Regions from separate parts of the Homo sapiens genome. Here region 1 is linked to region 2. A link is an interaction called in ENCODE POLR2A ChIA-PET data of the cell type or tissue named here. Cell type or tissue: MCF 10A. All regions are shown on one strand. Each heading gives the region's core, and the rest is flanking DNA. Links, peaks and the distances in the headings are about the cores only.

The links. Peaks named below come from ENCODE experiments on the same cell type or tissue, not always from the same donor. Only the 100,000 strongest peaks of a DNase experiment are listed, where the experiment ranks them.
Region 1: POLR2A ChIA-PET joins it to region 2 with 6 read pairs; 6 of 35 experiments call an interaction of 5 or more read pairs at or near these places.

Annotation. Positions count from the first base shown.
Region 1 is chr14:59,400,523-59,412,581 of GRCh38, reverse strand. No RefSeq gene overlaps it. Among named protein-coding and RNA genes, the nearest start is that of GPR135, 59 kb to the left of the region's middle. In MCF 10A, for the core only: no CTCF peak of the experiment used is centred there; a DNase peak (open chromatin) is centred at 5,141.
Region 2 is chr14:59,349,500-59,361,558 of GRCh38, reverse strand. DAAM1 (dishevelled associated activator of morphogenesis 1) reads right to left here. Exons shown (of 25, transcript NM_001270520.2): 18 at 8,927-9,033; 19 at 7,595-7,683; 20 at 6,226-6,394; 21 at 2,055-2,162; 22 at 697-757. Among named protein-coding and RNA genes, the nearest start is that of GPR135, 110 kb to the left of the region's middle. In MCF 10A, for the core only: no CTCF peak of the experiment used is centred there; DNase peaks (open chromatin) are centred at 6,768 and 8,418.

The DNA.
Region 1 (12,059 bases), core at 2,960-7,959, 53 kb before region 2:
AGTTATTTCTTGCCTTCTGCTAGCTTTTGAATGTGTTTGCTCTTGCTTCTCTAGTTCTTTTAATTGTGGTGTTAGGGTGTCAATTTTGGATCTTTCCTGCTTTCTCTTGTGGGCATTTAGTGCTATAAATTTCCCTCTACACACTGCTTTAATTGTGTCCCAGAGATTCTGGCATGTTGTGTCTTAGTTCTTGTTGGTTTCAAAGAACATCCTTATTTCTGCCTTCATTTCATTATGTACCCAGTAGTCATTCAGGAGCAGGTTGTTCAGTTTCCATGTAGTTGAGCAGTTTTGAGTGAGTTTCTCAATCCTGAGTTCCACTTTGATTGCACTGTGGTCTGAGAGACAGTTTGTTATAATTTCTGTTCTTTTACATTTGCTGAGGAGTGCTTTAGTTCCAACTATGTGGTCAATTTTGGAATAAGTGCGGTATGGTGCTGAGAAGAATGTATATTCTGTTGATTTGGCGTGGAGAATTCTGTAGATGTCTATTAGGTCTGCTTGGTGCAGAGCTGAGTTCAATTCCTGGATATTCTTGCTAACTTTCTGTCTCATTGATCTGTCTAATGTTGACAGTGGGGTGTAAAGTCTCCCATTATTATTGTGTGGGAGTCTAAGTCTCTTTGTAGGTCTCTAAGGACTTGCTTTATGAATCTGGGTGCTCCTGTATTGGGTGCATATATATTTAGGATAGTTAGCTCTTCTTGTTGAATTGATCCCTTTACCATTATGTAATGGCCTTCTTTGTCTCTTTTGATCTTTGTTGGTTTAAAGTCTGTTTTATCAGAGACTAGGATTGCAACCCCTTCCTTTTTTTTGTTTTCCATTTCCTTGGTAGATCTTCCTCCATCCCTTTATTTTGAGCCTATGTGTGTCTCTGCACGTGAGATAGGTTTCCTGAATACAGCACACTGATGGGTCTTGACTCTTTATCCAATTTGCCAGTCTGTGTCTTTTAATTGGAGCCTTTAGTCCATTTACATTTAAGGCTAATATTGTTATGTGTGAATTTGATCCTGTCATTATGATGTTAGCTGGTTATTTTGCTCGTTAGTTGATGCAGTTTCTTCGTAGCATCGATGGTCTTTACAATTTGGTATGTTTTTGCATTGGCTGGTACCAGTTGTTCCTTTCCATGTTTAGTGCTTCCTTCAGGAGCTCTTGTAGGGCAGGCCTGGTGGTGACAAAATCTCTCATCCTTTGCTTGTCTGTAAAGGATTTTATTTCTTCTTCACTTATGAAACTTAGTTTGGCTGGATATGAAATTCTGGGTTGAAAATTCTTTCCTTTAAGAATGTTGAATTTTGGCCCCCACTCTCTTCTGGCTTGTAGAGTTTCTGCCGAGAGATCAGCTGTTGGTCTGATGGGCTTCCCTTTGTGGGTAACCCGACCTTTCTCTCTGGCTGCCCTTAACATTTTTTCCTTCATTTCAACCTTGGCGAATCTGACAATTATGTGTCTTGGAGTTACTCTTCTTGAGGAGTATCTTTGTGGTGTTCTCTGTATTTCCTGAATTTGAATGTTGGCCTGCCTTGCTAGGTTGGGGAAGTTCTCCTGGATAATATCCTTCAGAGTGTTTTCCAACTTGGTTCCATTCTCCCCGTCACTTTCAGGTACACCAATTAAGCGTAGATTTGGTCTTTTCACATAGTCCCATATTTCTTGGAGGCTTTGTTCGTTTCTTTTTGTTCTTTTTTCTCTAAACTTCTCTTCTTGCTTCATTTCATTCATTTCATCTTCCATCACTGATACCCTTTCTTTCATTTGATTGAATTGTCTACTGAAGCTTGTTCATTCATCATGTAGTTCTCCTGCCATGGTTTTCAGCTCCATCAGGTCCTTTAAGGACTTATCTGCATTGGTTATTCTAGTTAGCCGTTCATCTAATCTTTTTTCAAGGTTTTTAACTTCTTTGCGTTGGGTTCAAACTTCCTCCTTTAGCTCAGACAAGTTTGACCATCTGAAGCCTTCTTCTCTCAGCTTGTCAAAGTCATTCTCCATCCAGCTTTGTTCCATTGCTGGTGAGGAGCTGTGTTCCTTTGGAGGAGGAGAGGTGCTCTGATTTTTAGAATTTTCAGTTTTTCTGCTCTGTTTTTTCCCCATCTTTGTGGTCTTATCTACCTTTGGTCTTTGATGATGGTGAGGTACAGATGGGGTTTTGGTGTGGATGTCCTTTCTGTTTTTTAGTTTTCCTTCTAACAGTCAGGACCCTCAGCTGCAGGTCTGTTGGAGTTTGCTGGAGGTCCACTCCAGACCCTGTTTGCCTAGGTATCAGCAGCAGAGGCTGCAGAACAGTGAATATTGTTGAACAGCAAATGTTGCTGCCTGATTGTTCCTCTGGAAGTTTCATCTCAGAGGAGTACCCGGCCATGTGAGGTGTCAGTCTGCCCCTACTGGGAGGTGCCTCCCAGTTAGGCTACTCGTGGGGTCCAGGACCCACTTGAGGAGGCAGTCTGTCTGTTCTCAGATCTCAAACTCCATGCTGGGAGAACCATTACTCTCTTCCAAGCTGTCAGACAGGGACATTTAAATCTGCTGAGGTTTCTGCTGCCTTTTGTTCGGCTATGCCCTACCCCCAGAGGTGGAGTCTACAGAGGCAGGCAGGCCTCCTTGAGCTGCGGTGGGCTCCACCCAGTTTGAGCTTCTGTGCTGCTTTGTTTACGTAGTCAAGCCTCAGCAATTGTGGGTGCCCCTCCCCCAGCCTTGCTGCCACCTTGCAGTTCGATCTCAGACTGCTGTGCTAGCCATGAGCGAGGCTCCGTGGGCGTAGGACCCTCTGAGCCATGCGCGGGATATAATCTCCTGATGTGCCGTTTGCTAAGACCGTCGGAAAAGTGCAGTATTAGGGTGGGAGTGACCCAATTTTCCAGCTGCCATTTGTCCCCCCTTCCCTTGGCTAGGAAAGGGAATTCCCTGACCCCTTGCGCTTTCCGGGTGAGGCGATGCCTTGCCCTGCTTCGGCTCACGTTTGGTGCGTTGCACCCACTGTCCTGCACCCACTGTCCGACATGCCCCCAGTGAGGTGAACCCAGTACCTCAGTTGGAAATGCAGAAATCACCTGTCTTCTGCGTTGCTCACACTGGGAGCTGTAGACTGGAGCTGTTCCTATTCGGCCATCTTGGAACCTCCCTTCCGGCCATATTGACAATAATAAGTTATCTAGGCTAGGCGCAGTGGCTCACGTCTGTAATCCCAGCACTTTGGGAGGCTGAGGTGGGTGGATCACGAGGTCAGGAGTTCGAGGCCAGCCTGGCCAACATGGCGAAACCCTGTCTCTAATAAAAATACAAAAATCAGCCAGGCATGGTGGTGGGTGCCTGTAATCCCAGCTACTTGGGAGGCTGAGGCAGGAGAATCACTTGAACCTGGGAGGTGAAGTTTGCAGTGAGCTGAGATCATGCCATTGCACCCCAGCCTGGGTTACAAGAGCAAGACTACATCTCAAAAATAAATAAATAAGTTATTTAAAGGAAAGTTCAGATGTGATTTGGAAGTAGGTTTGAAAAAGTTGTCAATAGGTGAGTTCAGATGGCAATTATTTCCCAGTCTGTCTCTTGACTGGGTACAAATTTTTGGACAATTAAAGGGATTCCTTAGGTGTCATTTTCTCATTCTTGGCATTTTAGTTAATTTTCAAAATAAATTAGTATAAAAAACAAAATTAAAGGATCTAAGGGCTGGGCTGGATGATCATAATTGAGCTACCGGAGACTGAGGGTGCTTGGACTAGATTAGTGACATTTCAAGTTTTTCTTTAATAACAAAACCCTTGGTTCACACAGATCGCTTTTGCTTAAGCAGAAATGGGGACCCAGTGTCTTGCTTATCTGGCTCATCAGCCCTATGAAGACCCCAGATTAGTCATTTGCATCAGTTAGGACCTTCACTTGCAAACAACAGAATCTGACTTTGGCCAGTTTTCAAAATTGCTAGGAAAGCTGAAGAATTAAGCTTCAGAAAGGAAACCAGAATCAGGGAAGCTCCTGGGTTTGGAGACACAGGAACTAAAAGGGCAGTCTCTTCAGGAGTTGTCATCAGGACCAGACTTGGTGTTCCTCAGTGCTGATTGCCTTGCTTGGGTCACATGTCTATCCCTTGGTCTGGGGGTGTGGGACATTTTGATTGCTCATCTGATCAGGCAGGGGATGGTTAGCAGAAAAGAGGGATGTTAGGAGAATAAAAAATCAAGTGTCCAGTATAGTGCCTTTGAGGTCCCCTCCAAGCCCAGGATTCTATGGCTGTTCCATACTTCTACTGTTCAATCATTAAAGAATTCCCATTTGAGAACCAAAGTGATGCCTTGGCTCCAGAGAACTAGCTGCAGGCTCTGTTCTCATTTCAAGATTTAAACTTGTAAAATAGCAGCATTAACATAGAAGACAAAAAAAATTAAGGAGATAATGGCAGTTTCTTTTGTGGTTCTTTTTTATTCAGTATTTGTTAAGAGCCCAGAGTTCCAGTTAGATCACAATTAAATTATGTATGACCTCGATTAAATATCTTAATTTTCCTGAGCTTCTGTTTCCTCATCTGTAAAATATGACCAAAAATACTTCGTTGGGGGTTTTATTGGGTTGTTCTGTGGGAAATGCTTGTTTCAGTGCCTGGCCTTAATAAGTGGCAGTTAGTACTATTTTTCTGTAAAGGAATTCCCTCTCAAATGTTAATCATGGAAATTTATATGGTCATATTTTAATGAGCTCATTTTCATTAATTCACTGAAGCTTGGAGGCATGGGAACAGATATATATTCTTGGGTTCTCAACAACCAAGCCCAGGAGACTAACAAAATGAACAGTGAAAATTCAATGAAGCTACAGATTTGTGCTCTGTGAGCCCAAAAGTGTCTCACATGGATGTGTCCAGGTATGTAACTGGACACATTACATACCTGGACATTGCTGTATTCGACAGCAACTGGAGAACCATTATAGAAGATGCATTACAAGGCTCACTCTGAAGATTTACCCTAGCTTTTTCTGGAAAGGTTTCCTCCTTGGTGACTTCCATATAATGGCATGAATAGTATATTTCTGTAGAATTTTGATTATATCCTGTCTATTCTCTGTCCTTTGGCAAACTGGAGTGGTTGCTATGACTCCCTGGTACATCATTGTGATGACTAAAGTAAAAATGAGTTTCAGGGCAAAAATGTGTACTGGGAATTGTGAAACCACATGCTTCCGCAAGCAACGCACTAACGGAGGATTTTAAAACAAAGAGTGACTGAAGTCTGGGGAGAGAATTTCACTCAGTTCATCACAAGCACTTTATTAAGAATGGGAAATAGGGAAAAGAGCTGTTTCTAATGCAGATTTACAAATTATCCTGGTGTTACCAGAATTATATCTGAGAGGGGGAGATTCCTGCCCCTTTGTCAACAGAGCATCCTTCCTGTGGAGATTGTGAGTTGGAAAGTCTGTCTTTCCCTACCAGAAACAAATGCCAGTATTCAGAAATTGAGTCAATCCTTCAGAAGTCTTCCATCTTATTATTTCTTAAACCAATGAACCAAAAGCATTTATTTACCACCTACCTTCCTTTTTATTCATCACCATGCTGCCTGCCTGAGCTCTCAGAAGAGAAGAGTGATTCCAACACTTATGGATTGTATATTCTACATGGGGAGACAAGATGTAAACACACAAAATATTAACGCCAAATAGAAATCCATTTGAAATGAAAACTCATTCCTGTGGCTCCCAGGCCTGTTAGAGCAGGATAGCTGGCAAAAATCCCTTGCTCAGCTGGAGGAGTTTTCCATCAGTAAGCTTATCTGTACCTAAAGGAACAGAGTCCAAATTTGTCAACAGATCACGTTTGAAGGAACAGGCAATTTGTTGAAGTCATTTCGGATGCAGGAAATCCTGTGTTTACTACCTAGGAAATACTACTAAAAATTTGGATTTTTTTTTCACCTTGTAACGCTCTTTTGAATTGAAATTTGGCAACAGAGCCACTGCTGATAAGAACGTGGCTCAGGAAATGACAACACAGTGATAGCAGATTATACACAATAGACCTTGCTTCTTTGTTTTCACTCTGGTTCTCAAAGATAGTTGATAGACTTCAATCCTTCCGGGAGTCCAGACACTCCCAGGTTCATTCCAAGCCCACATCTGTAGCACTAATGCTTCAGACAGGCATTGCCATCTCCCTGAAAATGTTTCAAGGACATAAAGAAATGTCTAGGAGTTGCTGGTATGATGGCTGAATAGGAACAGCTCCAGTCTGCAGCTCCCAGCAAGATCAATGCAGAAGGTGGGTGATTTCTGCATTTCCAACTGAGGTACCTGCCTCATCTCATTGGGACTGGTTAGACAGTGGGTGCAGCCTATGGAAGGTGACCCAAAGCAAGGTGGGGAGGTAGCCTCACCCAGGAAGTGCAAGGGGTCAGGGAACTCCCTCCCCTAGCCAGGGGAAGCCGTGAAGGATTGTGCTGTGAAGAATGGTGCATTCTGGCCTAGATACTACATTTTTCCCACGGTCTTCACAACCTGCAGACCAGGAGATTCCCTCAGGTGCCTACACCACCAGGGCCCCGGGTTTCAAGCACAAAACTGGGCTGCCGTTTAGGCAGACACCGAGCTAGTTGCAGGAGTTTTTTTTTTTCATTCGCCAGTGGTGCCTGGAATGCCAGTGAGACAGAACTGTTCACTCCCTGGGAAAGGGGGCTGAAGCCAAGGAGCCAAGTGGTCTAGCTCAGCAGATCCCACCCTCATGGAGCCCAGCAAGCTAAGATCCTTTGGCTTGAAATACTGTAGAACTTAAAGTATAATAAAAATAAAAAATAATAAAAAAAATTCTCATTGTCAGCACAGCAGTCTGAAGTCGATCTGGGATGCTTCACCCAAGTTGAAGCAGTGTGGGGCATTGCCTCACCCGGGAAGCACAGGGGGTCAGGGGATTTCCCTTTCTTAGCCAAGGGAAGCTGTGACTGTCTGTACCTGGAAAAATGGGACACTCCCGCCTGAATACTGTGCTTTTCTGATGGTCTTAGCAAATGGCACACCAGGAGATTATATCCCGTGCCTGGCTCAGTGGGTCCCATGCCCATGGAGCCTTACTCACTGCTAGTGCAGCAGACTGAGATCAACCTGCAAGGCAGCAGCCTGGCAGGGGGAGGGGCGTCCACCATTGCTGAGGCTTGAGTAGGTAAACAAAGCAGCTGGGAAAGTTCGAACTGAGTGGAGCCCACTGCAGCTCACCAAGGCTGGCTACCTCTGTAGACTCCACCTCTGGAGGCAGGGCATAGCTGAACAAAAGGTGGCAGAAACTTCTGCAGACTTAAATGTCCCTGTCTGTCAGCTCTGAAGAGAGCAGTGGTTCTCCCAGCACAGTGTTTGAGCTCTGAGAACGGACAGACTGCCTCCTCAAGTGGGTCCCTGATCCCCGTGTAGCCTGACTGAGAGACACCTTCCAATAGGGGCCAACTGACACCTCATACAGGTGGGTGCTTCTCTGGGACGAAGCTTCCAGAGGAAGGATCAGGCAGCAATATTTGCTGTTTTGCAATCTTTGTTGTTCTGCAGCCTCTGCTGGTGATACCCAGGCAAACAGCGTCTGGAGTGGACCTCCAGCAAACTCCAACAGACCTGCAGCTGAGGGACCTGACTGTTAGAAGGAAAACTAAAAAGCAGAAAGGAATAGCATCAACATCAACAAGAAGGAAATCCACACCAAAACCCCATCTGTAGGTCACCAACATTAACGACCAAAGGTAGATAAAACCACAAAGATGGGGAGAAACCAGAGCAGAAAAGCTGAAAATTCTAAAAACCAGAGTGCCTCTTCTCCTCCAAAGGATCACAACTCCTCGCCAGCAATGGAATAAAGCTGGATGGAGAATGATTTGATGAGTTGACAGAAGTAGGCTTCAGAAGGTCAGTAATAACAAACTTCTCTGAGCTAAAGGAGGATGTTTGAACCCATTGCAAGGAAGCTAAAAACCTTGAAAAAAAGATTAGATGAATGGCTAACTAGAATAAACAGTGTAGAGAAGACCTTAAATGACCTGATGGAGCTGAAAACCATGGCATGAGAACTACATGATGCATGCACAAGCTTCAGTAGCCGATTCAATGAAGTGGAAGAAAGGGTATCAGTGATGGAAGATCAAATTAATGAAATAAAGTGAGAAGAGAAGTTTAGAAAAAAAAAAAGAGTAAAAGGAAATGAACAAAGCCTCCAGGGAATATGGGACTATGTGAAAAGACCAAATCTACGCTTAATTGGTGTACCTGAAAGTGACGGGGAGAATGGAACCAAGTTGGAAAACACTCTGCAGGATATTATCCAGGAGAACCTCCCCAACCTAGCAAGGCAGGCCAACATTCAAATTCAGGAAATACAGCGAACACCACAAAGATACTCTTCGAGAAGAGCAACCCCAAGACACATAATTGTCAGATTTGCCAAGGTTGAAATGAAGGAAAAAATGTTAAGGGCAGCCAGAGAGAAAGGTCGGGTTACCCACAAAGGGAAGCCCATCAGACTAACAGCGGATCTCTCAGCAGAAACTCTATAAGCCAGAAAAGAGTGGGGGCCAATATTCAACATTGTTAAAGAAAATAATTTTCAACCCAGAATTTCATATCCAGCCAAACTAAGTTTCATAAGTGAAGGAGAAATAAAATCCTTTACAGACAAGCAAATGCTGAGAGATTTTTGTCACCACCAGGCCTGCCTTACAAGAGCTCCTGAAGGAAGCACTAAATATGGAAAGGAACAACCAGTACCAGCCACTGCAAAAACATGCCAAATTGTAAAGACCATCAATGCTAGAAAGAAACTGCATTAACTAACGAGCAAAATAACCAGCTAGCATCATAATGATAGGATCAAATTCACACATAACAATATTAATCTTAAATGTGAATGGGATAAATGCCCTGATTAAAAGACACAGACTGGCAAATTGGATAAAGAGTCAAGACCCATCAGTGTGCTGTATTCAGGAGACCCATCTCATATGCAGAGACACACATAGGCTCAAAATAAAGGGATGGAGGAAGATCTACCAAGCAAATAAAAGCAAAAAAAAAGCAGGGGTTGCAATCCTAGTCTCTGATAAAACAGACTTTAAACCAACAAAGATCAAAAGAGACAAAGAAGGCCATTACATAATGGTAAAGGGATCAACTCAACAAGAAGAGCTAACTATCCTAAATATATATGCACCCAATACAGGAACATCCAGATTCATAAAGCAAGTCCTTAGAGACCCACAAAGAGCTTAGACTCCCACACAATAATGGGAGGCTTTAACACCCCACTGTCAATATTAGACAAATGAACAAGACAGAAGGTTTACAAGGATATCCAGGACTTGAACTCAGCTCTGCATCAAGCGGACCTAATAGACATCTACAGCCAAATCAACAAAATATACATTCTCCTCAGCACCACATTGCACTTATTCCAAAATTGACCACATCACATAGTTGGAAGTAAAGCACTCCTCAGCAAATGTAAAAGAACAGAAATTACAACACACTGTCTCTCAGATCACAGTGCAATCAAATTAGAACTCAGGATTAAGAAACTCACTCAGAACTGCACAACTACATGGAAACTGAACAACCTGCTCCTGAATGACTACTGGGTAAATAACAAAATGAAGGCAGAAATAAAGATGTTCTTTGAAACCAATGAGAACAAAGACAACGTACCAGAAACTCTGGGAAACATTTAAAGCAGTGTGTAGCGAGAAATTTATAGCACTAAATGCCCACAAGAGAAAGCAGGAAAGATGCAAAATTGACACCCTAACATCACAATTAAAAGAACTAGAGAAGCAAGAGCAAACAAATTCAAAAGCTAGCAGAAGGCAAGAAATAACTAAGATCAGAGCAGAACTGAAGGAGAGAGAGAGACACAAAAAACCCTTCAAAAAATCAATGAATCCAGGAGCTGGTTTTTTGTAAAAATTGATAGACTGGTAGCAAGACTAATAAAGAAGAAAAGAGAGAAGAATCACACAGATGCAATAAAAAATGATAAAGGGGATATCACCACCAATCCCACAGAAATACAAACTACCATCAGAGAATACTATAAACACCTCTACACAAATAAACTAGAAAATCTAGAAGAAAAGGATAAATTCCTTGACACATACACTCTCCCAAGACTAAACCAGGAAGAAGTTGAATCTCTGAATAGACCAATAACAGGCTCTGAAATTGAGGCAATAATTAATAGCCTACCAACCAAAAAAAGTCCAGGACCAGATGGATTCCCAGCCGAATTCTACCAGAGGTTCAAAGAGGAGCTGGTACCATTCCTTCTGAAACTATTCCAATCAACAGAAAAAGAGGGAATCTTCCCTAACTCATTTTATGAGGCCAGCATCATCCTGCTATGAAAGGCTGGCAGAGACACAACAAGAAAAGATAATTTTAGACCAATATCCCTGATGGACATCAATGTGAAAATCCTCAATAAAATACTGGCAAACCGAATCCAGCAGCATATCAAAAAGCTTATCCACCACGATCAAATTGGCTTCATCACTGGGATGCAAGGCTGGTTCAACATATGCAAATCAGTAAACGTAATCCATCACATAAACAGAACCAACAATAAAAACCACATGATTATTTCAATAGATGCAGAAAAGGCCTTTGACAAAATTCAACAGCGCTTCATGCTAAAAACTCTCAATAAACTAGGTATTGATGGGACGTATCTCAAAATAATAAGAGCTATTTATGACAAATCCACAGCCAATATCATACTGAATGGGCAAAATCTGGAAGCATTCCCTTTGAAAACTGGCACAAGACAGGGATGCCCTCTCTCACCACTCCTATTCAACATAGTGTTGGAAGTTCTGGCCAGGGCAATCAGGCAGGAGAAAGAAATAAAGAGTATTCAGTTAGGAAAAGAGGAAGTCAAATTGTCCCTGTTTGCAGATGACATGATTGTATATCTAGAAAACCCCATCATCTCAGCCCAAAATCTCCTTAAGGTGATAAGCAACTTCAGCAAAGTCTCAGGATACAAAATCAATGTGCAAAAATCACAAGCATTCCTCTACACCAATAACAGACAGAGAGCCAAATCATGAGTGAACTCCCATTCACAATTGCTTCAAAGAGAATAAACTACTTAGGAATCCAACTTACAAGGGATGTGAAGGACCTCTTCAAGGAGAACTACAAACCACTGCTCAATGAAATAAAAGAGGATACAAACAAATGGAAGAACATTCCATGCTCATGGATAGAAAGAATCAATATTGTGAAAATGGCCATACTGCCCAAGGTAATTTATAGATTCAATGCCATCCCATCAAGCTACCAATGACTTTCTTCACGGAATTGGAAAAAACTAGTTTAAAGTTCATATGGAACCAAAAAAAAATCCCGCATTGCCAAGTCAATCCTAAGCCAAAAGAACAAAGCTGGAGGCATCACGCTACCTGACTTCAAACTATACTACAAGGCTGTAGTAACCAAAATAGCGTGGTACTGGTACCAAAACAGAGATATAGACCAATGGAACAGAACAGAGGCGTCAGAAATAACACCACACAACTACAACCATCTGATCTTTGACAAACCTTACAAAAACAAACAATGGGGAAAGGACTCCCTATTTAATAAATGGTGTTGGGAAAACTGGCTAGCCATATGCAGAAAACTGAAACTGGAGCCCTTCCTTACACCTTATACAAAAATTAACTCAAGATGGATTAAAGACTTAAACGTAAAACCTAAAACCATAAAAACTCTAGAAGTAACCATCATCACTGGTCTCTACTAAAAATACAAAAATTAGCTTGGCGTGGTGGCAGGCGCCTGTAGTCCCAGCTACTCGGGAGGCTGAGGCAGGAGAATGGCGTGAACCCAGGAGGCGCAGGTTGCGGTGAGCCGAGATTGTGCCACTGCACTCCAGCCTGGGTGACAGAGCGAGACTCTGTCTCAAAAAAAAAAAAAAAAAAAATCTTACTGACGTAACACAGCATGATGATCATGTGCAGTTATATATCTAAAGGAAAAAGACATCAACAGAAGACATTGATGGAGCATCTAGAGTGGTGAGTAAATGCTAA
Region 2 (12,059 bases), core at 4,590-9,589:
CTATGCACCTAAGTTTACCCTACCCTCTTAAGCCATAGCTCAAACAACTTCTTTTCCAAAAGAGAAGCTTCCTCCAATAGGGGCCAATTGTTCCTCATGCCTCCAAAGCACCCTCAACCCGCTGCTTCCTTAAGGCACCTCCGTAATCACTCTGCTTATCTGGATGCGGCCAGGCTGAGGGAAGTGGCTGCTCCGATTATTGCAACACCTGGAGGACAAGGATTCTGAGTCATCGTGACCCTCAGCTAGAGCATGTACTACACTGTCTGCTTAGTAAATACTCCCCAAAGGACCAAGTCAAAAACAACTGAGAAGTTCTACAGAGAAGTTCTACTGCTCTACCGAAAGTGAACACCATATATTAGCAGCACTTGGAAACTGAGAGCGTCCCTGAAGATCATCTAGCCCAGCCCACTCATCCTGATGAATCCTGCCTTACAGATAAATTGGTGGCACACTAGGTCCAGTTTCCAGTTCCTGCTGCAGTGACTTATCCACGACCCCTGCTGCCTGCAATCAAGTTGCCAGGCTGAACATAACCTGCCTTTGCTTCTTGTGGTGGTGGTTCTTATTTTTTAATCAATAAATGTTTATCCCGGGCATACCACATGCCAACACAACCCATCTGCTGAAAACCACCAGCACTAGAGATAGTGAAGAGACCAGGAATTAGAACAACAACAAAAAAATACTCACTGTCTCTACTGCTTTCAAGCCACTTCTCAAGGTACTTATTTCTTTGTCCAGCTCAGTCATGCTGTTGTAAATAGCAATGTTTTAGCAATCAACATGTGACTTACACATATTAAATATAAGATGGGTTTAAATATTTCACGCTTGGAAGTCCATCCTATTTTAATTTAAATGTTTAAAATTCCCTTCCATGCTCAGATCTCAAAGAAAGACAACAGTATTTTAAACTCATGAAATGTAGGTATAAAATTATGTTTGTTTTCTGTAGCCAGCAGGTATATTTTACAGGTTAAAAATAGAATAGAAATATCTTCCATCTGTACAAAAATATTTTATGTTTCAAACTCAAAAAAATCTCACTTCAGCAAATTACTTCATGTAGAAATAAATCTCTTGCCATACTTGGCTCCCTTTGAAAACAGAAAGAAAACAAGTTCATCTGCAATCATGTTCACATTGTACTCTGTATAATCAGTGTTCTGCTTTTCACTAAGGCCCCAATAATATGACTATTACAAGGTAATGGCTTAAGTTGCAATCAAAAATGATTTTTCTTAAAGTTGTATTAACTAGTTTTTATTTTCATCTTTTTTTTAATAGAGAAAGGTTCTTGGGCTTCTCCCATACACAACACTTTCTATTTCATGGCTTTTAAACATTAGAGATTGAAACTTAATTCTCCCAGATAATTTACAACATATAAAGAAACTCACCAATACTTCATTTAATTTCATGCCTTATTTAGTATATTTCCACCAGATTCCATGAACAGAGGGAAAAAATGAGCCTGCTCATTATACTTTTCAAATTCACTGCAAAAAGATGCAGTTTATGTTTTAAAAAAAGAGCCAAAAGAGGGAGGGAAAAACAGCAAGGAAAATTGCCTGCTTCTCAGTCTCTGAAACGTGGTGTGAAGTTTGTGGTAAAAGTTTGGCAACTTTCCATTTTATTTTTAGTTTCTTCATTTGCATAAAGAATGCTTCCCATTAAAGAGCCGCCTTGGTTTCTGGGAGTATGTGTGCATATGTGAAAATTATTGCAATGTTCTGACACTTAGGTCTTCTATTTGCTTAGCCATGCATCTTTATTTAACTAAGGTGCTCCTACCTGTATTTAAAACACCTGCCCTTTAAAAGTATGAAAGTTAAAAATTGCATGCAGTATTCCAAAGAAGCTAGAACAAACATATATTCAAAACCTTGTAATACATTTGAGTGACTTGGATGAGATTCAAACTTTATTTCATACAATGATCAGGGGAAAACAAATAGAAGGACTGACTTCATGCAGTGCAAACTACCTCAATGGCTAACACACAATCCAAGTGATTTAAGAAACTAACACTCACTGTAAGTACTTACTTTACTTTCGCAGCTTGAGGAATATCTCGCAATTCTTCATTTAGATTGAGAACACTGGGGTACTTATTTTCCACAATAGTGATGAGATAGTGCAAAAGGGTAATGTTTCTACAATTGAAGAAGGGAAGAGTATTAAACATTCAAATTATTTTCATTTAAACTACATAAATATATGAATAGTTAATATCTGCATATGATTTATATGCTCAAATGGTAGAACCCACAATAATGCTATATTACCTGCATTAACTTCAAAATTTGGAGGATCATGTAAGGCAGGGATTCTCAAGAGACAGGAATAATGGGAGAGCCTCCATGGGGATTGCATAGATATATGTCAAAAAGCACACAATTTCTAAAAAGAGGATAAGAATTACATTTGTGGCCCATAATGAGCATCTTTCAAAATCTGGGTAATGTGATGGGTGATCTAAGTGAATCTGAACCACTGCCAGTGGAGACAAGCTCAAGTTTACCTTCCCAGTGGATCCACCCTAAAATGGGGTGTGCCCTGCAGGTTTATAACTAGTAGGCTTGGGTGGAGTGGAGTGGGGTGGGGTGGAGAGTGAGGGATGTTTATTCCACCGAAAAGGGCAGCTATTCTTAAGTCTAAAGTACAGAGCAGCAACTCACTGATGACAATTATTGATACTTTTTTTTTTTTTTTTGAGATGGGGTCTGTTGCCCAGGCTGGAGTGCAGTGGTGCAATCTCAGCTCACTGCAACCTCCGCCTCCTGGGTTCAAGTGATTATCCTGCCTCAGCCTCCCGAGTAGCTGGGATTACAGGCGCCAGCCACCATGCCCGGCTAATTTTCATGTTTTCAGTAGAGACAGGGTTTCACCATGTTGGTCAGGATGGTCCCCAACTCCTGACCTCAGGTGATCCACCCGCCTCGGCCTCCCAAAGTGCTGGGATTATAGGTGTGAGCCACCGTGTCTGGCCTACTGATAGTTTTTAATAAGGTTTCACCCAAAGGGTGGTCAGAAAGTTAGAAAGCCCCCTTTCTCTGGGCTGAACCTGGAAGTGGGCCATAACTGCCACCATGTGATATCCTAGCAGCCCTGAATCCACTTCCTAATTTAGCAACACTTCAGCTCCTAACTGCATAACTCTTAGTAGTTAAAACAGTTGGTTGTGCCAGCTCCCTCTCTGGTGGTGACAGGGCTGAACTCTGACTGACCTGGATGGAAAAGGCCAGCAAGTAGGATAACAGTATCTATTAGGCAACACTGTGTTGGTCTGATCCCATTGTCACTGACTGCTACGCATTACAATCACCTGGACTCCAGATGCCTGGGCTAACCCCAGAGATTCATTTAATTGGAATGAGGTGGAGTCAGGCATGGGCATTCTTTAAAACTCCCTGTTGATTTTATCAAGCAACCAGGATCAAGAACTACTTATCTGTTGAAGTTAGAATTAGGAGGGTAAAAATACATTCCTTTAAAAAACATTTCCATAATTTAGGCAGTTTGCTAATTCACAATGCTAAACCCCAGTATTCCAACTCACCTCTAACCAAAATGAATCAGAGTTTTCAAACAATTTTCTTTACCCTTGCATTTCATAGAAACAATGCAATCCTTAAATCCTTATTTTTCTCACAGTCTCTCAATAGTTAGAAAACAATTGCCCACCAAAGCAAAACAGTGGCCAACAATTTTGGCCACTTATTTTTCATATGTTCAGCTGCATCCTTCCATTTCATTTTTTTTTTTCTCTTTTGAGATGGAGTCTCGCTCTGTCACCCAGGCTGGAGTACAGTGGTGCGATCTGGGCTCACTGCAACCTCTGCCTTCTGGGTTCAAGCGATTCTCCTGCTCCAGCCTCCTGAGTAGCTGGGACTACAAGCGCATGACACCACGCCTGGATAACTTTTTCTATTTGTAGTAGAGACGAGGTTTCACCACGTTAGCCAGGATGGTCTCCATCTCCTGACCTCATGATCTTCCGGCCTCGGCCTCCCAAAGTGCTGGGATTACAGGTGTGAGCCACTGCACCCAGCCTCCATTTCAATTTTGCTCTTCACAGAACCTACCTGTCATCTGCCCATGTGATTCTTACCTAAGGGGTACAAGGAGTGAGCAAAATGCCAGCCACCATCACAAGAAAGAGTGAGGCTATTTTTTTCATTTTTTAAAAGAAATGCTTTGCTATTGAGAGACTTCTTACCTAAGGGGTACAAGGAGTGAGCAAAATGCCAGCCGCCATCACAAGGAAGAGTGAGCCTATTTTTTTCACTTTTTAAAAGAAATGCTTTGCTATTGACAGACATTTCAATTAATTGCATTAACCATACACATCTTTCTTGCTATAGAAAGGTTTAAAACCATGCCTGAGCTTCATTTGTTTGCGATCCAAATAATACCTCATTTGACTAAATGCAAATTCTTAAAAGAAGGAACAGCAACAGCCACACATTTGATTCTTCCCTGCTCATTACCAGTAACTGAGCCTTCAATGCTGAGTGAATGCACCCTTCCTGCTGACTGTCCCACCACCTACACTATCTGATTAGATTCAACTGAACAACGTTCATGGGTGACTGCTTACAGGCAAAGCACTTTGCTAGGCATGCAGGTGTATAAGGTGTGGGCGCTGCATTTGGGGACCAAATATTAAAGGCAGAAAAAAAAGAGGAAACAGAAAGATCAGAAATAGTTGCAGATTGTTCTTTTGAAAAGGCTTGTACTTTATGTAAATTCTGTAGTAACCTCAGTAAATAAGCAGATAATCACGTAAGTGCCAGGTTATTGGTAAGTATTGGGGATGGGTGATTGCTTTTGTGTGTGTACAGTTGAAGAGAATGCCCTTCCTTAAAAAGGCTCTTTAGACACAAATAAGATCTTCCATTCCCTACTTCAACCTCCAAATAAGATCCTTCTGCTGCTAATAGAGCTGTGGATGGACCAACAACACAGGTGTCAAATACCTGTAAGGCCGAATACCTTGCTTGTTGTAACCATAGGCAAGCTGAATGAGCCACCTGACCCTGAGTCAGTTTCTTACCTGACAACAGGTGACAACAGTATTTGGCTTGTGTACTTCACAGGCTAGTGGGACAATCAAATGTGAAAGTGCTCTGAAAAGGATCAAGTGTTTACATTAAAAATAAGGTGGCAGGGCTATAACAACAGCTGCTCTTCATTAATCTATCTCTACACGATGCAAAAACAACAAATTAACACATTGCTTATTTCTTCTTGGATGGATTTAAGGTTGCCAGAATACTATGCTTCACGAACCCTATAGAAAATATAGGGTAAAAGCCCCTATTAGTTAGAAATAATTAGGGTGAACAGCCCATATTTCTAAAAAGAATTTGGGTATGAAGAAGCTTACCTTAGAAACAATTGTGCAAGTTCCTTTGAAGTCAGTGTGAACCTCAGAGAAACAGAGCTCTCAAGGAAACTCAAGTTAATATGCCTAATGACCCTACCCTGTTAATGACACAAGAACGTTTTCACATCTTGGTGTCTTTAATGAGAATCTGTTCACCTAAAATGCAGCATTGAACACTTTCTAGGAAGCATTTTAATGAGACCTGCAATGAGCAACTAAGTATCAATAGCCAAAATGCATTTATACATAAGTTTTTAATATAGTTGCTACCTCCACTGTATAAATAAAAACACAACCTAAAAACCCCAAAAGCTTCATATTCTAACACCAACTATCGGTTTTTTTCTTTTCTGTGGAACACAGTTTTCTGTAGAGGGGTCATGGGGAGATGTCGAGTGCTGGTAACATTCTGTCCTTGATCTGGGCGCTGGTTATGCAGGTGTGTTTAATTTGTGAAAAATTATCAAGCCCAGCATTTGTGATGACTGACCTCTTCTTAGTATATTATAATAAAAAGTTTACAAAAAATAATTTTTTAAAAAGGCAGGACAAAACAAAAACAACAGCAAAACTTAGAACAGATGATGTCCCAGTGGACCAAAAATGGATGAAGGATAATTGGTCCAACAGGAATGTGGGAGATGCCTGCGGTCATGAGAGAGGTTTAGAGAAGAGTCAATGTCAGAGAAGGGAAGAAAGTAGTGAGAAAGAGAAGTTCCAACTGAAGAATGCAGTGTCATGAAGGCTGAGGAGGACCAGAGAGGCATAAATCTGAGCCTGGACCTACACACCTGGCTCCCCCAAGTGTTGGAAGATCTCATACTTACTTGTCGATGCTGGATTTTGTGTCAGCAATTTTGTTTAGGCTAGATATCTTGAATCCATATGCATTCCCTCTTTGACCTTTATTCATATAATTTCCAAATGCCAAAACCACCTCCAGCAACTGCTTGAGGGCACCACTCCTAAACACCTCTTCTGAGCCAGAACGAATTGCTTCAAAACAAAACACATAAAAACATGATTACCAAGTGTTTCGTTGTTTGAAATCAAGATGTTTCAGTGATACCCATTCTAAATTCACACACTTAATAACAGATATTGAAGATGTAAGACTGAGTTATTGGGTTACCAAGAGCACTTTCAAAACGCTTACACCAGAAGCAAAGAACAAGGACAGGGAGAGCCAACTCAAGTTGTTACCAACACCCATAGACAGCTGCAAAATCCTATCCTTTCTCAGGCCTTTCTTGGCTGACTCATCAGTCATAAGCACTGAGGAATATCTAGAATAGCAATCCCATCTCCAAGATTTCTTTACAAACACTTACTTGTCTGGTGTGAGTCAGGTTAACAGGAGTATTGATCAATTCCACTGACAGAAAACTAGTTAAATGTGTTACATGTCATAGCTTGCAGGTGTCATAACAGGGATCAGAGCTTAGGCAGATGCCTGATTCCAGCCTGCGTTCCGTGGCTGTGCTCTTCAGTTGCCTTGCCCACATTTCAAACATTTACAAATTTTAAAAATCAAACCATACAACAGCCTCAAATCTTCCCTTTAAAAAAGCTACTAAGGCTCTGTTGTGAGGAAGCTAATTACAGGTTTAATGCTAGTAGCAGTGAGATTAACTCCTCACCAACACCCTCGTAGTCAAAAGCCCAACCCTGTAGAGGAGCCCAGGAGGCGTGCTGTGAGCTCCGAGACTAGGGCAGTGCATCAAGCACTGACCTTAAGTAATCACCCCTCAGAATTTTAAAAGAAAGACCTTGAGCCAAAAAATAAAATAAAAAATCACCAGGCCAGGCGCAGTGGCTCACGCCTGTAATCCCAGCACTTTGGGAGGCCAAGGTGGGCAGATCACGAGGTCAGGAGATTGAGACCATCCTGGCTAACGTGGTGAAACCCCGTCTCTACTAAAAGTACAAAAAATTAGCCAGGCGTGGTGGCAGGCACCTGTAGTCCCAGCTACTCAGGAAGCTGAGGCAGGAGAATGGCATGAACCTGGGAGGCGGAGCTTGCACTGAGCCAAGATCGCGCTACTGCACTCCAGCCTGGGCAACTGTGCAAGACTCCGTCTCAAAAAAAAAAAAAAAATCACCAAGGGGATCTTGTTTACTATATGCACTTGGATTGCACTTTTAAATGGGTTGTAATGATGAACATCATTTCCAATCTAGACAGCTTGACTTTACCTTCCACTTTAGGTTTCACTTCTGCCACACGCTCTGCAAACTTCTTTTTGAAGTACAGCGATTGCAACCTTTGCTGATAGTGATTAATTCTGTAAGAGCAAACATGTACTAATTGATATTCATTTAATATATCTAGGTTCACTTAATAACAGATATGGAGGTGGAGGTACCTAGAAGCACCTCCCCCAATACCCACCCACTCCCCCGACACACATACATTAGTTGTTCTCATGGACAGGAACACAGGACATTAAGCCAGCTTTGCCTGGAGAGCCCATTTTGGTCTGACCTACAGGGGCTACTTGGCCAACTGCAGCAGAGTCCTTAGCGCCCATCAAGGCAACTGCTAAAAGAAAGTGGGAGCCTGCTGCTGCTGCTGTTGACTGAAGCGCATCTCTCCTCCCTCAGAGTCCCAGGAACTCTTTTGAGCATAGAAGAGATAAAAGGGAATGAAAATGTAAAGAATACCCTACTGCAAATAAAGGACAGTTCCGTACACTTCTCCCAAATTCCAAATTTCTTAACTTTCCATTTTACTTTCCAAAGTAAAAACTGGTCTCCAACATCCGCTTCCCACATTGTCCTCTCCTCACTCCCATCTGCAAACCTCCCTCTGTCTTCATAGTGAGCACCCTCTCTACACCCCTAAAGGAGAAAACTGTGCCCTGAGGTTCACTGAAAGTTTCAGGACCACTGGTCCTTCTCTAATGAGGAATCAATTTTCTAGGCCTGAGATAGCAGATCGACTTAGCTCATATGCCAAACCCAATTACGAAGCTGTGGCTGCCTCAGGGCTTTCTGGAGAAGGGTTCAGAGAGCTTGCCAAGGCTCCGTGGGAAGAGTGCCATGATTGATTAGTGATGTCTGCATGTGTCATGATCTGACATCTAGACCCTGGTTGTTCAGTTATGGGGGCTTGAGGCTGACATTGTCAGAGTCTGTCCATATATTTTTTTTTCTTTTTTTTTTTTTTGTTTTACAACCACCTTGCCATGCTAAGCTACTTGGAAGTATGAGACACTATCCCAAGAAATCAGACTGGTGAGGAGAATGATACTGACTGGAATCAAGAAAAGTTATTACTTGATAAGGCCAAAGGGGCCCAGAAATAGAGATAATTGTGAAAAAACCCTCACCGTGGCTCATCCATAGACAAGAAGTGACATAAACAGAACAAATTCCACATCACTCAGACTTGAGAAGATTTTTAGAATGAAAAAGCTTTCAAGTTAAGCCAGGTTAATTGGCCCAAACAATTCAACATGAATTGAAAATTCATGAAGCTTAGAAAGGGAAGTGACATCTTCACATTCCCAGCATTTTCAAACTCACCGGCTCATCTCAAAAAGGAACCTATCAGCCTTGGCCATCCGATCCAGTTCGTGTTTATGTTCCTCCAATAGGTCAATGTCACTTTTTTCAGGAACAAATTTCAAGAGCTGAAAAGTACACACGAATATTAAAACTGAGGTTTATCACTTAAATCCATGTAGTAATTTTTCACCCTTTCAGTTAATCTGTCCCAAGATAAAATGTTAACTCTTGTTGAGTGTATAAGCTCTGCTCACAGGTTAAGATACAATAGAAATGATTAAATCTTTTCATTTTTACTTGGAAGTAGTTAAATGGGTATAAGATTCATTCCTGGCACCTTTCTGTTCTCTACTGCCTCTCAAATCAGAATTGTGGGAGTTCTCTACTGGAACCTCTTTTTCACAGACCACTAGAAGGACCTTAGGGAGTCAATGCTCTCATCAGAATATGATACAACTGAGGTCCAGGGAGAGTAAGCCACTCACCCAGGATTACAAAGCAAGTGTGGGTAGTGATTAGAAATAGAACCTAGGTCTCTTGACTCCCAGCTCTGTGCCTTTTTCTGTTACATCATGCTGGAATGAATAATTCCATTTGTAGTTTCCATTCCATTTTCTTATTTTTCTGGTTTATCTAATTCAATCTTTTTTTTTCCCCTTCCATGCAGAGCTGGGTGAGAGGAACACAGTGGGATTTGATGTTTTTAATTTCGTATTTTATTTTGAAGGAAGAAATGAGCATGGGATGTGGAAGAAATAGTAAAATATTTAAAACTGAAACAGTGCTTCTGTACGTGTCTGATTTCCTTTCAAGGTACACACGTTTTGGATGTGTATGCAAGACCTGTGGACTCATGCTGTTTTCTAGATCAAATGCCCTTAACTTTTTTTTTTTTTTAAAACATTGACCTTCTTGACTTTGAGGCTCTCCCCAGAATTTGATGCTGGAATTAGACGATCCATTTAGTAGGTTTTCAAATGTTTGTTGGATTTAACTGAGGGACCTCAGAAAAGGCAGTTAGTCTGGGTGTCATCAGCAGAGAGAGGGAATTGGAATTACAGGCAGGTGTTGTGTGAGGCTGGAATACATTCCAGGCAGAGTGTATACTATGTGCCGGGGTCTGGAACGGGCAGCACAGCACTTATGCAGGTGGAAGGGCAGTGGTAACATCAGTGGGAGAGGGCAGGGCAGGGTAGGCAAAGGCAGGGAGTAGCAAGGCCTTATAAGAAGTTCTGTCTTTACTTTGAGGGCACTGGGACATACCTTAAAAATCTCACGTAGGAGAGTGAGTTTACGTTTTTTTAAAAAATTGCCGTGCTTGCAGGATGGAAAAAGAATTAGAAGAGATTAAAAATGATTAGATAGTGGTATAGTAAGTAATCTAGGTGAGAGATGATGGTGGCCTGGATAGGGTGGAGCTAGTGGACAGATTCTAGAGCTATTTATGAGACTAAAATGGAACTGGCTTGACTTGATGGATTGTGGTATATGAGAGAGGAAGAGTCAAAGATGACGCCTGGGCTTCTGGCTTAGGCAACAACATAACAGGGAACATGAATTGAAGGAAGAGAAGGCTGGAGGTAGGGTGGGCCGGGATGGGGAGGAGAAGGTGAGTTTAATGTTCAAAATGTTTGCATGGAAGCAAGTAATGATTTCTAGTAGGCAGCTGGACAAATGGGTCTGAAGCCCTAGGAAGATGTGTTTGGAAGCTGAAGCATGGCATTGGTTTTAACAGGTAGGTTACTGAAGGCACAGGTGTCAGTGAGATTAGAAGAGGTGCCATCAAGAGAAAAAAAGCAGGGCTGAAGAGAACCAGCATTCAAGGCGCCAGGACAAGAAAAGGAAAAACCTTCAAAAGGAGGCCAAGGAGATGCAGCCAGAGAGGCCTGCGTGGCTCACAGGGCCATGGGAAGACAGCATTTCAGCATGCAGCCATGGGTGCCAACACCCCCAAGAAACTAAGAAAAATGAGGGCCCCGCAGTGTCCCCTGGCTCCGGCAACAGGGAAGTTGCAAGTGCCCCTGAGAAGAGCTCTAGGGAGGGGAGGAGGACAGTGCAGCAGAGTGGGTAGAAAGTGAGCGTGGATGGCTTTCAAGACTCTGGCTGCATCAGAGAGAAGACAGTAGCTAGATGGGGATGTGGAGTCTTGAGAGGGGCATGTGCATAAGACGTGTGTGTGTGTGTGTGTGTAAGGGGCGTGTGCATGAGGGTGTGCATGCAGGGGTGTATGCACACTGTGTGTAGGTGTGTATGTGTGGTATATGTGTGCAGATGCTGTATGTAGGGGTGTGTTTATGTGCTAAAGGCTGACACTTGAATGAGCTAAGAGTAGAGAGGGCGAGGTTGCAGATATAGAGAAGGGGGCAGTCAATCCAGCTGGGGTCCTGACTAGAAGAAAGGAATGGGGCCAGAGCGAAGGGAAGAGACATCCCCTCCATCCTAATGGGACGGAAGTGGGGGAAGACAGAAGTAGATGCCAGGGAGTTCATAGGTCTGGGGGCCTGATAGCTTCTAGGCATTTCTGTTCCTGAGTTCAAACGGTGACACTGTTCAGGATGTATCTTGTTCTTTCTCAGTGCAGGGAAGTAAGGGAGGAAGGCAAGAAGAAGGGAAGAAAAAGAGAGAGGAAAGCATCACCCCAGCCTCCCTCAGCTTGGATTTTTACCCATTGGGCAAGGAAACTGAGTTCTAGCCTCAAGGATCCTTTCACTAATTTGCTCAGTCCCCTCTCTCCCTGCAAACTTGTGCTGAGCCCACTTGTCCCCTGTTCAGAATAACACAGTCACTACATCTCTTTTGTTACCTAAAAGTGCACAGTAGGAGCCACACTAAAAACTCAGTCCCCTCTCAAAGGAGAGTTGTGTAAAGGACTGTGCGTGGGTAGTTTTAAGAGAGGATCAGGAGTCAAGCAAATATCTGGGAATAAGGATAAAGATATGTGTTCCGAGGAAGAAGAGCGTATAGCTCTCTCTCTCATCTGAGATCAGAGCTCAGCAGCTGCAAGCAGCAAGAGAGGAGGGGATGAAAGCAGCCACCAGGCACATCCTAAATCGGAGTAAGGAAATGCTGGCATCAACACTTGTCTGGGAAGAGTGTTGTATAGAGGAAACGGAAGTAAAGAACAAATAGTAAAATGGGGAGGAAAAGAAAG